2 separate regions of the Homo sapiens genome follow, and region 1 is linked to region 2. Evidence: read pairs that join two places in POLR2A ChIA-PET (ENCODE). Cell type or tissue: OCI-LY7. All regions are shown on one strand. Each heading gives the region's core, and the rest is flanking DNA. Links, peaks and the distances in the headings are about the cores only. Region 1 overlaps BACH2 (BACH transcriptional regulator 2). Region 2 has its middle 71 kb from the start of MIR4464.

Region 1 (9,137 bases), core at 865-8,864, 140 kb before region 2:
TAATACTAAATATAATATTATTTCCAAAGCCAACAGATATTACTTTTGAACCCTATCACTTGTCAATATGAGGCTAGAAATTAAGAGTTGACTAAAAGTATAGAAAAAATTAGCCAGGCGTGGTGGCGTGCGCCTGTAGTCTCCAGCTACTTGGGAGGCTGAGGCAGGAGAATCGCTTGAACTTGGGAGGCAGAGGTTGCAGTGAGCCGAGATCGCCCCACTGCACTCCAGCCTGGGTGACAGAGCGAGACTCCAACTCAAAAAAAAAAAAAAAAGAGTTGACTAAAATTATAGTTATATGGTTTCCAGATAATATATAATAATATATATGTATAATAATAATGTGATAATGTATCACTTAATAGATTGAAAATGATGAGATGATACTTCTCAATGGCAGACACTAGCCTGTAGGGTGGTGGTATTCACCACAGCTAAAATCAACCGCTCACTTAAATAGCACCTGGACTGGGACCAAATCCTCCAAATGGCTCCCCCTCCCACCTACTCAACAGGGGGCAGGCTGGGACAGAGAGTCACGTGTGTTCACATTAGCCTGATAGAGGATCAGAATGGAGTCAGACTGCAAGGGTAGGAATTTCCTCTCTTCCAGTGCTCTCATTTCCTCATCTACAAAATGGGAACTGCTGTAAGGATTAAAAAATACATAGAAATAAAACATTTAGCACAATGGCCACAAGCCCACATTTTCACCCTGTCTGTTGTCAAAAGCAAGGTAGGAGACAACTAATGCTAGGGTAGGTGGAAAAGAGGGACAGGGTGTGGCTAGGGAGAGGGACACCTGCCAGTCACATGGTGGGCATCTCTGCTCACAATCTGAAATGTATGCCACAGGAAGTTGCCAAACTGCTTATTTTTTTAACTGCCCGTTACTAAAGGTTGATGAGATAACACATAAGATAAATGAAAAAAAAATTAAAAAACAACTAGAGAAATAAGGTGGGGAATATTATATGAAAGACATTATACAAGGCTTTTGTTTTGTTTTGTCTTGGAGTATTGTTTTTTTATTTCTAAGCTACAATCTATCCTGATTTTCTTTTTTTTTTTTTATTAGTAGACTATTTTTTAGAGCAGTTTTAGGTTTATAGAAAAACTAAGCCAAAAGTTCCCTCTTCCCCGTTTCCCCTGTTATTAACCATCTTGCACAAGTATGGTACATCTGTTATAATTAATGAGCCAATGATGATATAGGATTAACTAGTCATAACAGTCAATATAGTTTACATAAGAGTTCACTCTTTATGTTACACAGTTGTATGGGTTTTGACACACCTATCTATCCACCATTACAATATCATACAGAATAGTGTCACAGCCCTTAAAATCCACTGTGCTCCACCTGTTCATCCTGTCCCCTCTTCCCTGAACTAGCAACCACTGATCTTTTTACTGTCTCTATGGTTTTGACTTTTGCCTTTTCTATAGTTTAAATCGTACAGTATGTAGCCTTTCCAGACTGGCTTCTTTCACTTAGCAATATGCATTTAAGGTTCCTTTGTGTCTTTCTGTGGCTTCATTGCTCATTTCTTTTTAGTGCTGAATAATATTCCATTATCTGGATGTACCACAGTTTATCAATTCATCTAATGAAGGATCCCTTAGTTGCTTCCAGTTTTTGACAGTTATAAATAAAGCTGCTATCAAGATTCGCATGCAGGTTGTTCTGCAGACATAAATTTTCAACTCATTTGGGTAAACATCTAGATGCGTAGTTGCTGAATTGTACGTTAAGCCTATCTTGAGCTTTATAAGAAGCTGCCAAACTTTCAAAGCAGTTGTACCAATCTATCATTTTCAATATCTAAAAATCCATCTACCAAAGTGTAACTTAATATCTACACAATGTGACCAGTGCATTATTTATGATCTACCTAAGTGAAGGACAGTTAACTTTCAGGTTCTAACTAAACTTGAAAGATAATGTGATCAAAAAATTCAGGAGTTGTTGACTTTGGGCTGTTGACTTTGGGCAAATTATCTGATTTCTTTTTTTTTTTGAGGCGGAGTTTAGCTCTTGTTGCCCAGACTGGAGTGCAATGGCGTGATCTTGGCTCACTGCAACCTCCGCCTCCCGAGTTCAAGCGATTCTCCTGTCTCAGCCTCCCGAGTCGCTTGGATTACAGGGATACACCACCATGCCCGGCTAATTTTTTTTTTTTTTTTTTTTTTTTTTTAGTAGAGACAAGGTTTCTCCATGTTGGTCAGGCTGGTCTTGAACTCCCAACTTCAGGTGCTCCGCCCGCCTCAGCCTCCCAAAATGCTGGGATTACAGGCGTGAGCCAATGTGCCCGGCCCAAATTATCTGATTTCCACAGCCTCAAAAAAATGTATTAATAACTAGTCGCAAGGATCGTCTTTAAAAATCCTTTACAGTCATTAAAGGTTATGCAATTCTTAAGAAGGTGACTATGATCTTTGTGATGCCAATAACTCCATTTTACTTTTAAGCAAATTTGTTTTAGTATCATTTTCAATGAAACCTCAACAAACTGTAGTTCAGACTTTGGAGAAAATGCTTAATAATCATGACAGTGAAGACCACTTGGGACTGTTAGGCTGGTTTTTGTTGCTGTTGCTGTTTTTGTTATTGTTTTGCCTTTAGATCACAAAAGTTTTGTCCTGGTGGCAGAAGGAAACATCAGTTTTCCATTGGAACATTCTCTGACTAGCATTATGGTCTTTACATAACGTTCATTCCTTATTTCCACACCCTCCCTAATATTACAGAGTAATTACTGAATCTCTTTTTCCTATGAATTTTAAAGTTTGACACCACTGGCCAAAAATTCTATGAATTTGGCAAAAATGATGATGGATCCAAAAAAGCTAGCATCCTTTTCTCAGCATTTAAATAGTTTTTTTCCTCATGAACAGGTCTACTACCTGAACAGTTCCCCATCTCACCCCACCATCCCTGTGGGAAGAAAACCATTAGAAGGCATCTACCTTTATGTAGTAAAATTTCATTGATTGGAATAGCTCAATTGAGGAGCAATAAACCTCAGTCATAGGACATTCATTTTTTATTTTTTATTTTTGGGAGACAGAGTCTCGCTCTGTTGCCCAGGCTGGAGTGCAGTGGCATGATCTCAGCTCACTGCAACCTCCATCTCCTGGGTTCAAATGATTCTCATGCCTCAGCCTCCTGAGTAGCTGGGATAACAGGCATGTGCCACCACACCCGGCTAATTTTTGCAATTTTAGTAGGGACAGGGTTTCACCATGTTGGCCAGGCTGATCTTGAACTCCTGACCTCAAGCAATCCGCCTGCCTGGGCCTCCCAAAGTGCTGGGATTACAGGCATGAGCCACTGCACCCGGTTATTTATAGGACATTTAAAAAGAAATACTGTCTTCCCAATTTCATGTAATACAGTAATAGCTAACATTTACTAAATACTTACTATGTACCAGATGGTATTCAAGGGCTTCGCATACATGTTTTCAATTAGCCATCAAAATAACCCCTTGAGGTAATTACTATTACTGCTTCCATTTTACAGATTCAAACACTGAAGCTCAGTGAAGTCAAGCAGAAACTCTGCTGTGATCTCTCCAGAATCTGGTCTAGAATCCTTGGATAATGGCTGGGCCCAACATTCTCATGGACAGACACTGCTGCCTACTTGGATGGATTAGTATCAGCTGCTTCTGGGGTCTCCATTTGGGTATATTGCTCACCTGACAGCAACCACCCCCTCCCCCCTTCACACGCGCACACATGCGCACACACGCACACAAATACTCGTGTACATGTGCTCTGTGCTGTGCCTCACACTTGCTGCCTGTGCTATGGGGACCACTGGCTGGTATCATATCTGACACATCCCATGTTTACCTACTGCACTTGACTCCTCCCTAAAAGCTGCTTCTATTGCCCCCTCTGAGCCATCATCACCCTCATGGGCCTTTCTAGCTCCAAGTGATCTTCCTTAAGCTGCTGAAATTAACCAAACAAGAACCGTGAAGGATTAACAATACCTAATATAAATTATGCTTTAAAAATAGGCTTTAGCCAGGTGTGGTGGCTCACGCCTGTAATCCCAGCACTTTGGGAGGCCAAGGTGGGCAGATCACCTGAGGTCAGGAGTTCGAGACCAGCTTGGCCAACATGGTGAAACCCTGTCTCTACTAAAAACACACAAAAAATTAGCCGGGTGTGGTGGCAGGTGCCTGTAATCCCAGCTACTTGGGAGGCTGAAGTGGGAGAATATCGCTTGAACCTGGGAGGCAGAGGTTACAGTCAGCTGAGATCATGCCACTGCAATCCTGCCTGGGTGACAGAGTGAGATTCTGTCTTAAAAAAAAAAAAAGGCTTTAGTACTTTTTAAGTAAACTGATGAAAATTATTTAAGCATTGCAAACTCTTCCTTAAAATACAATTCATTTTTAAAAGTAAGTGGACATTTCAACCAGGCTCAGTGGCTCACACTTGTAATCACAGTACTTTTGGAGGCCAAGGCAGGAGGATCACTTGAGGCCAGGAGTTCAAGACCAGTCAGGGCAACATAGAGAGACTCTGTTTCTAACAAGAAAATTTAAAAAAATTATCCAGGTGTTGTGGTGCGTGCCTGTAGTCCCAGCTACTCCAGAGGCTGAGGTAGCCAGTGAACTGTGACGGTGGCACTGCACTCCGGCCTGGTTGACAGAACGAGATCCCATCTCTGAAGAATTTTTTAAATTTAAAAACAAAAGAGTAAGCAGACATTTCTAAACTGGCTAAAAGCAATTTCTTAAGTAGGTAAACATAGCCTTTATATGTTCATTTACATCATTCAGTAGTTTAGTTAGCTCTGTTCCTGCTAAGATGAACTTCAAGAACTAGCTATGAGGTGATCAGAAATAATCTGAATTTGAAACAAGAGAAGTCTGAATTTGAAACAAGAGAAGTCTGAATTTAAAGATTTTTCATATTTGGATTAAAATATTTGTAACAGGGTGGAAACAGAAAAAATTGGACAAAAATCTATGAAAACTTGCTCTCCAGGAATTTTCTCCAAAGGTCTCCTGGCCCAGACCCTCATTCCATGACAGGAGGCTGGCAGTGCCAGAGGAATGCAGCACAAAGGGGTGGAAAGGATGTCAGCAAGAGAAGCTATCAAGGGAGGAGGAGTGGGACGTGGCAGAAGTTAAGTTGGACTGATAACGTGGCAAGCTGGGTCTGAGTGACTACTGCTGGAACACAATGAACAGTGGGTCCTTCACTCAACCCAGATTGGTGAGAGCCAGGAGCCACTAAGTCAAAATTAACCTAAATGCACATAAACTCTAGGATTCCAATTTTATTCTGTTTTTCTGTGCCTCTACTACACTCCCTTGACCTTTAAATAATCTTCACAAAACAGTTATAAAGCAGAGTTGATTACTGTACTTTTATAAGTATAATGTGTAAAATGGAGACATCAACTTCTGAAAGTTATAAAACATCAATTTTAAATACAATTTTTCCACTTTTATTCTTACTGTTGTCTACTGAAAACAATATTCTCCAACTAATCAGAAAACCTCAGGCTCATCCTTCAATTTCTGCTCAAAACTCTTTAAGATAGGTTTCAACAGATTTCCATACAAAAGAAAAATGCGTTACATTCCTCCCTATTGATGTCTAATGTAGTACAGTGTATTAAGATACATACATTCACCCGAAACAAAATAACATGTTCTCTTAGTACAAACTGGCAAAAAAAAATCATTTACCTTGTTTATTGTTTGTAGAATTACCCCCAATTCAAGAAAAATGAGTACATATAAAAATTAGGATTTATAAAATATGAATTAGATAATATAAATGAATTTATTTTAAGGTGATTTGAAGCAAAAGGTCACCAAGTATATTACAATACAATCTGATTTACAAAATCATATTTCAAAACAAATTTTCTAGGAACACAGATACTCCATAAAGCAGGGTACCTTGGCTAAAACACCAATGTCTCACTTACATAGAATTTGATAAGGAAAATGAAACTTTACACTAAAATTGTTAGGTAGAGCATGTGGAAGTATTCAAAAGAAACCTGACGTTAAAGTCCTATGAAAATTTTCTTAAAATATGCATGAAAAACATACTTGTAAATTTACGATACTTGTTACGAATCAAGTTTTTGATATTACAAATGTGAAAAAAAAACCTTCAAATGTCAGGTTACCGTTTTTACTGTTTAATGAAAAAGACAAAGCTAAAGACCACATATAAATTATTGACCTGCATACTAACTACCACTATAACGAGAACATGACTGCAGTTTACAAGGATGAAGCTCTTTATATTCTCATTTGGAGAGGACTGTTGTAGTACATTTGACATGTAATATATTTAAACAAGTATCAATTTCTTTCTTCTTCTTCTTTTTTTTTTTTTTGTAGAGATGGTGTCTTACCCAGGCTGGAGTGCAGTGGTCATCATAGCTCATTGCAATCTCTAACTCCTGGGCTCAAGTGATCCTCCTGTTTCAACCTCCTTAGTAGCTGGGACTACAGGCATGCACCACCATGTACAGTTATTTTTTTTTTTGAGATGGGGTCTTGCTATGTTGCCCAGGCTGGTCTTGAACTCCTGGCCTCAAGCAATCCTCCCACCTCAATCTCCCAAAGTGCTGGAATTGCAGGTGTGAGCCACTGTACCAAGTCACAAGTATCATTTTCCTAAGGGCTACCAAACAGCAATATTAGTACCATTACTGCCTTATTTAAGGTAATTAAAATCAACTTTTTCTAAACTTAGAGGAATTCTTCACTCCCCTAAAGTATAGCCTCTACCTACTTTTTTAGTCTAATTTCTTCTTATTCACCATCATCCACCCTATGCTTCAGTTAAAAAGGGTTAATAGCTATCCCTGGAATGTCTTCCCATCTCCATGCCTTTACCCAAGTGGTTCCCATGCCTAGAATTTCCTCCCTCATAGCTTCAGCTGTCAAAGTTGAACCCATTCTTCAAGTAGCACTTCGGTCTCTGCTTTATCCAGGATGCTCTCTGATGTCCCTAATCAGACAGCATTTCTTAATCTTCATCCCTACAGCATTCTGTATCTTTCTTGGAGATTAATTTTACTCTCTTATATGTTATACTCATCACATTCAAGTGTCTTCTAGCTTAGAGTATATCATAGGTGCTCAACAAATGTTTGTTACATGAATGAATACATATGCTCCTTGAGAGAAAGGCACTAATTTTATTCCTCATTGTGTCTCTTTGCTATCTCCCCAAGGTGAGACCTCTGCAAAGCCAGGCAACAACCCGTCCACATGTACTCAGCACCTAGAACAGCACATCATAGTGCACTGTCAACAATCTACAGATGTTTGTGAAATCAACCAATTAACTAATCTGCTGTCGTTTTTTCAGTACTTAACACTCCTGACAGAATTGCACATTCTTAGAATTGGATATTTATATTTTTCATTTAATAAAAAATATTTTTAAATTATTATTCAATAACTCTTCCTTGAGTGTGTCCTGCTTGCTAGGAAGTGGATATTACATACAGCAGACAAAATAGCCGTGATCCCTAATGGGCTCATAGACTAATGGGAGAGAAAACTATTAAAGAAACAAATGTATGGCCAAATATGAAATTAAAATTCTAATAAGGGCTGGGAAAGAAAGGAGAAAGCAAAGTATGGACAACTGGGTGGTGCTCATTAAGGGTGGAGATCAGGGAAGGCTTCTCAGAGGATGTGATGTTAAAATGCAAGTGAAGGATGAACGAGAGTTAGAAAAATGAAAAGTGGGAGGTGGGGTGGGCATTTCAGGGAGAAAAGCAGCCTCAGGAAGAGCCTGGTGCACCTGGTCACAGTGGTGGTATGGGGTCAATGAAGGGAAAATGGCTGCATGAGGCCAGAGAGCCTGGCTGGGGCCAGGTCAGCAGACTCCCACCAACTCCGGGGAGGAGGCTGGATTCTTAGTGCAACAGGAAGCCATGGCAGGGCAGATGAAGAATAAATGAACTGGCTGCTTCACTACTACCCTGTCCCAAGGGCCCAGACCATGAAACGGTCTTTTATTTGGTTTCAAATCCAAATAAAAACCTATGTAGGTATAGAATCAAAAGAAGGAGTTAAAAATTTGGGAAGGTTTTATACATTTTCCTGTTAACAGAAAATTTAAATATAAAAATATTTTATTATCTCAGAGAGGCAACAGAGATTTATGCTCTTTGATTCAGAGATAAACTTTGTCTTGTAGAATGGGAAAAAATGACTAGGTAAGATGATTTTCCTTTATCACTTTTCAGAAGACAAGTCATAATGGAAATGACTCAAGATACCACAATTTGGAAGATGAGTGACTGTCTTTGCCATGGGAGCAGAGTGAGGGTTTGCTAAACATCAGCTGAAAGGAGAGATGTGCTCTTGCTCTTAGTTACAGACAGGCACTGTATGTGATGTGGCCCCATAAAAATCCTGGCAGATGATGTAGCTTCCTGTCATCTTCCTCCCATAACTGCAAAGTCCAGGAGACAGAGTCCCCTTTCCTTGGTAGAAGGAAGTAAACTTTGGCATAAGACACATTTTGTGCCAACTACCTAACAGCAATGTTTAAATAAAAATAAAATGCTATTGGAGCATTTCAATACATATCATAAAAACAGGCCAGGCGCAGTGGCTCATGCCTGTAATGCCAGCACTTTGGGAGGCCAAAGTGGGCAAATCACTCGAGTCCAGGAGTTCGAGACCAGCCTGAGCAACATGGTGAGACTCCCATCTCTACTACAAACACAAAAATTAGCAGGGTGTGGTGGTGCGTGCCTATAGTCTCAACTACTCGAGAGGCTGACGTGGGGGAATCACCTGAGCCCAGGGAGCTGCTGAGGCTGCCACGAACCATGATTGCGCTACTGCACTCTAGCCTGGTTGACAGAGTGAGACCCTGAAAAACAAAATGAAACAAAACCTAAGATTGAACAACAAAAAGCAACACTAAGCATTTTATCCAGAAGCAAGAAAACCCTACCAAGAATTTGTATTTGTTCATCAGAATAGATAACCCAAATGAATACTCCACAGAACAAGACTGCCGTTTATTTAATAGGTGGTAGGTTTTTAAATGGGAGATAGGTTATTTCTTCCTTTCTCCCCACCCACAGAGTTTTGGCCACTTCCAGACCATGTTCA
Region 2 (9,137 bases), core at 631-8,630:
GAAAAGCTATGTCTACACAAAGACCTATACCTGAATGTTTATAGAAATTTTATTTGAAATAGTCCCAAACTGAATGCAACCCAAATGTCCATCAGCTAGTAAATGGATAAGCTAATTATGATATATCCATACAATAAAGTATTATTTAACAATAAAAAGGAACTGATAGGAACCAATGAACGAATCTCAAAGGCAAGGTGCTAAGTGAAAGAAGCTGAAGAAAAAATCATATACCTACTATATGATTTCATTTATATGAAATCTAGACAAGGCAAAATTATAGTGACATAAAGCAGATCTGTGGTTGTCAGGGAGGTGGTCTTGGGATGCAATGGAGACTGGCCATAAAAGAGCATGAGGAAAGATTTGGAAATGATGGAAATGTTCTATAACTTGGTTATGGTATACACTTGTCAAAGCTTAACGAGCAGCACACTTTAAATTACACCTCAGTAAAGCTGATTAGAAAAAATATATGTGATTCAGCTGTATATGAGACAATTCAATTTTTATAACTCTAGGTTTGGCTTCCATTGAGGTCGGCCTAACTTATTTCCCCAAATATTTAACACAGTTTGTGATTTAAAATGTTTTTTTATCTGTTATCTTAAAACTGAAGTTACTTCTTCAACTGGAAAAAAATAAGTTTTTTGAATTTGTTGTATAACAAATATTTGATGCAAAAAGAAAAATTGAAATAAATTTATTCATAATCAAGATAACCCCATAACCATTTATTCGATGGTTGTACAGCTCTCTGTGTCAGTTCAGTTCGTCTTTATACTTGTTGATCCACTGTCATACTGGATCAACTGTCTTGTGAAGACTTTATATTTAGAGTATTGGAATTTTTGTGGTCCTGTGTGACATACTGGTTGTCATATGAGTCCCCTAACACCAGAAGAAATTCTCCATGTAGAACAGAGGCTGAAGCTGAACTCCTCCTGAGTATGGCTTAAGGCTCAGTTTAATTATATGGAATCAGTTGATGGTTTGAGGAAAAAAATAGTTATCCAGTTTATTCTGTAATTTTGCTTTGAAAACCAATTAAATAGTATTTTTTCCAATCACCATATTTCCTCAGAGATATGAATAGATATCTACTCACCATCTCCTTCAGTCAAATATATTTATTAGGAGTTTATTTTAAGCCAGGCATTACGCTAGGTACTCTAGGAGATACAGAGCTGCTTAAGCTATCATGATCCTTGTCCTAGTTGGTTAAAATTCTACACTTGGAAATTTGCTCAAGTGCCTATACAACACATACAGTTGTCCTTCGGCATCTGTGGGGGATTCGTTCCAGGACCCCTCTGGATACCAAAATCCAGGGATGCTCAAGTCCATTATATAAAGTGGTATTGTATTTGCATGTAACCCATGCACATTCTCCCATAGGCTTTAAATAATCTCTAGATTACTTATAATACCGAGTACAATATAAATTCTATATACTTATATAGAATATATGTAATACATTATTATATATACAATATTATAATACCTAATGCAATATAAATTCTATATAAATAGTTATATAGTTTTTATTTGTATTATTTTGCCTTATTATATTGTTTTAAAAACATTTTTGATCCACAGTTGGTTGAAACCATGAATGTGAAACCCGTGGATACAGAGAGCTGTACACAAATCTGCTTTGGCTATTTCAGGTGTAGGACTCAGAGACATATTCTGAAGTTGGAATATTTAAAAGTGACTGTGGGATGCTAGAAAGGGCATGACCCTTAAGATAGGACTCTCACCAGCACTTCCTTCATACCTGAAATGGCACCTCTGGAGGAATATTGTGTTAAGCTGTCTCCTCTCCTGCCAGCTGTTAGTCAAAGGCAAGTATCCCTGGAGAGAGTGACATATTAAATTCCAAATTCCTCAATATTATTTAGGACTTTCAGATTTTATGTTTGGTGATAGAGGTAATACTTGTTACTCCTCTATTGAGGGGCAACCTTTATCAACTTACATTTTTTGCTTAATGCTAGCCCCAGAAAGGCTTGCAGACTGTCCAGTGATAGCTAAGGATGGATACATACAGAATGAAGTTGCTACTCAAAGTGGTGTCACTAACCCAGTATTAGATCATCTGGGAGCTTGTGAGAAATGCCAGATTTCAATACCTACCCCCATATCAATGGAATCTGCATTTGAACAAGAGCTCCAAGCATCTAGTCCAACATCAGAATGTTTCTTCCAGTCAGTGCTGAGGCTTTTCTGTTTCCCCTTGCCTACTAGTAGTATGAACATTTGAAGGTCCAATTCCTTCTGCTGGAGTCTTTTGCGATATATTGAAGGTCAGGTATCTGATTCCTTCTGCCAGGAAGAGCCCTTGAACTATTTAACAGATTTCTTCCAAGATCTCTTCTAATGTTTACTTACCTCTTGCAGTTCAATAATCATCTTTCTAAGTAAGAGGAAGAAATTGCAGGTATCTGAAAAGCTTATGCACACAGTCAAAGGGGGCTCAGATTATAAGAGCCTGCTCTGCAACACACTTTATTCAATAAATGTTAAATGAAAATAATAAATGCCCTTCCTCTTGGCTTGGAAATGGCTTTTACATGGCCCTGGTACAAATACATTTTGTAAACCCTTCAAAGTACCTGTTGTTTCCTTCCTACCCAGCTCCTTTATGGATGACTGTATTAACTTACCGAGGTGTGCATGGATTACTTTAATGATTGAGTCTACTTCTTCCAAGCTCTGGCTGATGTCTAAGAATAGACCTTTCTCCTTTGCACAGAGAACACAATTGAGGTGCAAACTGACTAGTGTCCTAAAATAGTACCCACTCCCCCTCCATTCTTTCAGGAGCTCCTTGTCCACAGAGGTAGCCTGTGCCCCCTGCTGTAAGAAACCACTCAGAAGTTGGAGAAAATAGAGAAGGTGTGAGGAGTCAACCCTGGAGAAGTCATCTGACCTCTCTGAGCCTTAGTTTTCCGACCTGTAAAAGGAAAGAATTGGACCAGATAATGTTTGAGCTCTCTTGGAATAGTATGAACATTTTAAACCAGGGAAAAGGAGACTGGGAGTTAGCCTGTGGAACCATGGCATTTTAGAAATGTCAGATTTCAATACCTGCCCCCAGATCAATGGAATCTACATTTGAACAAGAGCCCCAAGCATCTATGCTAACATCAAAATGTTTCTTCCAGTCCTGAGGCTTTTCTGCTTCTCCTTGCCTACTGGTAGTATGAACATTGGAAGGTTTATGACATTTTATAAAGCCATTTCATATTCATTCCCCTGTGCAATCATCAGAACTCCAAAGTAGTGCTCCTATTGTACAGATGAAGAAACTGAGACCCAGAGAGGGTAAGTGACTTCCTCAGTGGCATCCAACTCAGATGCTAGAACCTGGACTCAGGACTTGAACCCAGACACCCTGACTTCACCTGGGAGTCCTCCCACTACATCTCAGCTGTCACTGAGAGGCCATTTGCTTTGTTTAATAATGTTCTTTAAGGCTGTGCAAAGGTCAACATTCAAAATCTATCTGTTGCTATAAGTAGGCTAAAAGAAACGAACTTAAAAATAGTCTCATGCAGGTATACAGCAGCAGAAAATAATACAACAAATGTGATTTCTATTTGGATTATACACCCTGGGGGGCAAAGTGCTATTCTAAACATTGCCTCTTGAGGGTCAAATGTCCCTGCATAAGGTAGACAGAGGCAAGTACTGTTAACACCATTTCAAAGAGAGGAAAACGGGGGCAGAACAATTAAATGGGCTTCCTAAGATTTCTCAGTCAGACACGAACTATAATTCCAGATGCCCAACATTTCTGTGGTCTTTTCCGCTAACTCACTGCTGATTGTGTGCGCAGCCACTATGCTCCACGTTCTCCTGCCCAGGAGGTGCTGTCCCTATCTGGTGGCCCCAGAAACTAGGGGTAGGGGTGAGGGTGGGGAGTTTGTAAGGAAACAACTGAAGTGCAGAATGGAATGAACCTATGGATGCCTTTAGGTTTTGATAACAAAGGAAAGAATCCTTACATTCTATTCAGGACGTTATTGGATTTAAATATTTTACCAGCTTCAGCTAAACATTTTCAGATTTTGACTCTGCTAAAGAACAGGTACTTATTTATCTGGAGTTCGATTACAAATATAGCTTTGTTCTGCATGGATAAAATGCAAAGAAGTCAAGAACGGTTAGCTAGAGTCAGGGCAAGTGAGAAAAACAGCTACTTCCTTTTTTTTTTTTTTTTTTTTTTTTTTTTTTTTTAGTAGTAGTAGTAGTAACACCCAAGTTGCAAAGAGGCTAAGAGAGTAATTCAGTGTTGTGGTTAAGCGTGTGGGCATCAAACTGCTTTTGCATTTTAGCTCTGACACTTACTGACACTTGCTCACCCTGTGACCCTGAGAAAGTTATTTCTCAGGTCAATTTCCTTATCTATGAAATGTAGATAATAACGGAAACTACCTCCTAGGGTAGTAGTGAGGGTTAAATGACTTAATACCTGCAAAGTGCAATAAGAGGAACTCAACAGATGCCAGCTATTATTGTTATTGTTATTAGTGAGGAGGGAACAGTTAAACATTTTGCTTTTATTTGGCTTAAGCCTAGTACTATATACTTGAATTCTAACCAAGTAAAGAACAAAAATTATCAACTGAGAAAGCGTGTGATGGTCCAAATCAAGAGGTGAGTTACACATGGGCTGGGAAATAGCCCATTTAAGGTGACCAAACACAGATAATAATGCAAGGAAATGGATAATGCAGATAACCTAATGCAGAATTAGTAACCTAATCCATTGTAATATCTACTGTCTTAAGTGATGATGCGGTAACCAATGATTAAAGGCCTTGAAATCCAGAAAGACAGAAATAAGTTTTAACATACTGGATAAATACACTGTACTTGATCACAACAGGTTGTATAGTTATGAGAAGGACAATTCCCCCCAAACAAACAAATAAATGTCTACTCCAGTTTATACATCAGTTTTTAATGTGTATAGTGTGAGTCAGTTCTCCTGATTCTAATTAATTAATGCTGCATGAACTAATAAGTCTTGGAGCAAGCAACACTGATGCCCCTGCATCAGAATTGAGAATTCCCCGAGCACTATGGCCTGTGGAGTCTGCCTATTGAAGTTGTTTTATCTCCTGGTATATCTCTCATTAGATATCAGAGTTTAAAAGATCAGGATTCCTATTTCAGTCCTACCAATGTCATTATACCTAATACTTTCTCTGCTTATCAGGAAAGACAAGAATGCTCTAGAAGCCCTTGTAGGAAAGCTGAGGGTACAAAAGACTATACTAAAGATAAATATTACAGCTTAGTGGAAAGTCTCCTCGGACACAGTGAGTAGCAGAGTCTGGAAATGACTGGAAAGTGGTCAAAACAAGCAGACTTCCAGAAGATCTAGATGATCCTTACATGCAAATTTTAGTCGTATACAATTGCCAATACAATTGGAGATTAAGATGCTTTTGTTACTAGCAAAGCTAATTCCTGGGCCACAAAGGAAACTACTTTATTACCTTTAACATCATTCTGTTTTTAATCTAAAAATAATCGTAATCTAAAAATAATTTTAATCTAAAAATAATTTTAGAAAATAATCTAAAAATTATTTTCCAGAGCTCACTCTGTTCTCTATGCATGCCTCTGATTCTCGGCAGTTCCAAAAAGTCGTATCCACTCTCAAGAGGTTTAAAACTTGCCACCACTAAAGAGCAAAGGAATGTGGTACAGGTCTCAGGACAGTTTCAAAGGAAGTGACCCAGAGGCTGAGCAGGGGCACAGTCTTTAGAATGGAGGCAGATCCTCTCAGGCGGCTGGTCTGATGGAGCAACAGTAACTCGGCTGGGTAAATTCCAGCACATTTGGGATGGAGTACAGCATGGTGCTGAGTGCATGGACTCTTGGAGTCTGTCTCCCGGGTTCTAATCCTGGCTCTGCCATTTACTGGCTGTATGACCTTGGGCAAGGTACTTAACCTCCTTGTATCTTAATGTCTTCATCCAAAAATGGATTTAAACCTCATAAGGTTGTTATGAGGATTAAAGCAATTCATGCATTTAGGGTATCTGGCACATAGAAAGCATTGTTTTAGGGCTGATTACTATCACGTACCTTTTGCCCCCTCTTGTGAGATCCCATTGCTGCTTCTGCCCTCCTGGGATGTAGCGGGGGCAGTGCCTCCTCCTCAGTGAGTGCCACCCTGGTGCCCCTGCAAAGTTTTACTTTCTTTTTTCTCTCTCCTTGCCTTCTCTTTCTCCCTCTCACCTTCTCTTTTCTGTATATCACTCTTCGTCTCATCTCTCTCTCAAATATAGGTGAAAATTAATGATGAACCTGACACTATCTTTTTACTTTTGTGGGTTCAATGATTGATATATGTGCTTATATGTCTATTTGGTTTTATAATTTAGGAGAATTATAAAGAATCAGGGAACATATGTTCTATTTGTTTTAGTGTTATAGTGGTAGAAAGCATTGTACTTTATGCTGTGTCAATATTCGCATCTCAGAAGTATTAGTATTTGCAATTTGTAAAAGATGATGTTTGAAATAAACTATTTTCAATGAAATTTACCATTTGAAAATATCTACTTGCAAATTTTGAGGAAGAAAACAACTTTTGAAACTGAGCACCATTTAGAAGTTTTATTCATGTTATACCTAGAACAAAAGGAATTTTTCAAATAAAATGTTAATGACAAAAGCCACATTTCTACGTATTCATTATAGAGGTTATCATAAGGACTGGGATAGGTATAATTTCTAAGAGCTAAAATTAAAATTGGTCTGTTCTCTGTTAGCCAGATGTTGGTGTTGGAACAATGTAATGCATTGCTTAACAGTAGGAGGCACCCACCAGGCTAATTTATGGGATGAGGAATGTTAAGGCCAATCAAGTGATCTAATTGTTTCAACAGTGCTAAAGGATTTATAATAATCTTCAAGATCAAGGCTGTGCTAATCTGAACTTCCCCTTTCCCACCTCCACCCCCTGCTTTCTTCTCCCCCTCCAAGCAGTTATATGGTATTGTGCTTGCCAAGTTTAAGTTGCATAGGAAGCAGTTGAAGTGGGGGCTTGGGTTCCAGTCCCAAGGTAAGATTACATATGAAAATCAGTGGGGGTGGTCTTTCTGTAATTACCCTTTGTGCATTTTGTAAAACTACTGCTGGGCTGGGAATGACTGACAGCCTTGACTCAAGGGAGGTTTGGCCAGGAAAGTGTGTGTTTGTAACGCTGGGGTAGAATTGTGCAGAGAGAGAGCCCCAGGGGATCAAGGAATCAGGGCACTGAGGTAGCCAGTCCTCCCTCAACTGACACACCTTCATTAGCTCCTCAGACTGGCTTACTGACATGAATGTGGATGACATATTAAAAATCCACTTTAACCAATGTGCTGTGAAATGAACTTAGACAACAAGAACATATATGGCTTCCCAGATTTGTTTATTCCAAGCCCTGAAATGCACAGAGGGCAGTGTGATGGATGAGGGATGTCAAGCTCTAGATGACGATCACTTACACAGAGAAGGCATCTGTGTCCCCATAACATTGCACTGTTTGGTTAGATAAAAAGTGAAGTACAGGTATGTGCAATTTGGTTTTTTTCCCCAGTGCATCCAACTTGCTGATTTTTACAGTTATCATAAAGAAAATATCAGCTTTCTAATGCACAAGAAGATTTTTAGCTTTAGTTAAAAAAAAAAAAAGAACAGAAAGGGAAGACAGAGTTTTATCTCAGCCTTTATGGTGGGGCTAATGTTTGCCAAACCATTAACAAGTTAATGTGCAAAATCCTGAGGTGTGAGGGTGAGTGTTATTGTCCTGGCTTTATAGACTGCAGTGGAGAGTACTTAAAAGTTGTATGCCAGGCAAGCAAATCAGCTGGGGACTGGATTTCATGAGGCGAGGGACCCTTTATCTATAACACTGTGATTAAGAAGGGAAAAGACACAGGATAAGAAGACCACGAGGAGAGAAGTTGTGAGGAAGAAGCAGGACTGGTGAGAGCCACGCCACGTGGAATATAAGAGTCATAGGTTCCCTTTAGCATTGGAGTCGACTGGACACAGGACAGGGAGGAGATCTTGGGATGCTGCCATAGGCTTCTGTTTGCCAGCCTCGAGGCTTCGCTGGCACCACTAGGAAAACACAGTACTTTTGTTCTGGTGTGAGTTGCCTGGATGTCGGCATTCGTTTTTGGGGGGCAGTAGGGGTGGGAGTGTTGGGGGAGGGGAGGGTGAGGGAGAGGGGAGCTTCCTTTCTCTATATCCTAATCCATATTTTCTAATTGATCTTGCTTCTCCGTGAGTATTGGTTTCCTCACCTGGAAAATAATTTAACTTTGGGGAAGATTAAATGAGGCACTGCCCACTATAGAACAGGCATTCATTCCACATCCATTTCCCTTTCTCTCTTTTCAAAAACCTTCAGGGATTTTTAAATGACATACTGCCTGAGTCATCAGCAAAGGATGTCAAGGCACACAATTCCTCTGCTGGGGTTTGGTTCTCAGGGGAGCCCTTCTGCTGGGGACCTCAGCTGCCGCAGAAGAAAGGGGTAGACGCAGCAATCGCTCCAGCTCTTCACTCCCAACTCCCCAGGTCAGCGAGTGGGCCACCTCACTCAGCCCCACAAAAGGCTTGGTGGAGACCAGCTAATTAGGGCTCACACGAAGTCCGGCAAAACAAAGCCCAGATAAGGGCATGAGGAAACCATAACTTTGTCCTGTTTTTTCACACAAGACTGCCCATTTTCCAGAAGACAACTAAACCTGTTTCTGGAGACCATAAATATCAACACTTGCAATCACCAGAAGGTTCTGGACCAGGCTATTTTCAGACCTGGGTTTAGGCACCTGCCTTGAGCTGTGTTCTCCTCCCTCTCTCCCCTCCTCCTTCCCAGGGAGTGGCAGTAAGGTAGAGATGATTGACAGGTAGCTCTAACAAACTGCAAATTTGAAGGGGAGGTCCACACCAAAGTCACTGTTCCCACCCCCAACTGCCGAGAGGGGAGCAGTGATATTCTTAATAAACCTGCCCCATAGACAGACTTCTGTCACAAGAGAGAAATAGGAAGAATTTGCTTCTCTTTCCTTTCTCTGGTTAAAGGGCTGCTTGACTCTTAAGATCCTCATCTTGGC

Evidence for each region. ChIA-PET counts read pairs that join two places held together with the same protein. Peaks named below come from ENCODE experiments on the same cell type or tissue, not always from the same donor. Only the 100,000 strongest peaks of a DNase experiment are listed, where the experiment ranks them.
Region 1: POLR2A ChIA-PET joins it to region 2 with 17 read pairs; 2 of 35 experiments call an interaction of 5 or more read pairs at or near these places.

Annotation. Positions count from the first base shown.
Region 1 is chr6:90,240,876-90,250,012 of GRCh38, forward strand. The region is part of intron 3 of BACH2 (BACH transcriptional regulator 2); the gene reads right to left. Among named protein-coding and RNA genes, the nearest start is that of BACH2, 51 kb to the right of the region's middle. In OCI-LY7, for the core only: no CTCF peak of the experiment used is centred there; no DNase peak of the experiment used is centred there; H3K27ac peaks cover 348 bases.
Region 2 is chr6:90,379,114-90,388,250 of GRCh38, forward strand. No RefSeq gene overlaps it. Among named protein-coding and RNA genes, the nearest start is that of MIR4464, 71 kb to the left of the region's middle. RefSeq lists an enhancer at 6,603-7,197. In OCI-LY7, for the core only: CTCF peaks have their summits at 2,839 (motif pointing left), 3,662, 6,815 (motif pointing right), 7,035 and 2 weaker places; DNase peaks (open chromatin) are centred at 3,808, 4,298, 5,888, 7,048 and 1 weaker place; H3K4me3 peaks cover 5,509 bases; H3K27ac peaks cover 7,693 bases.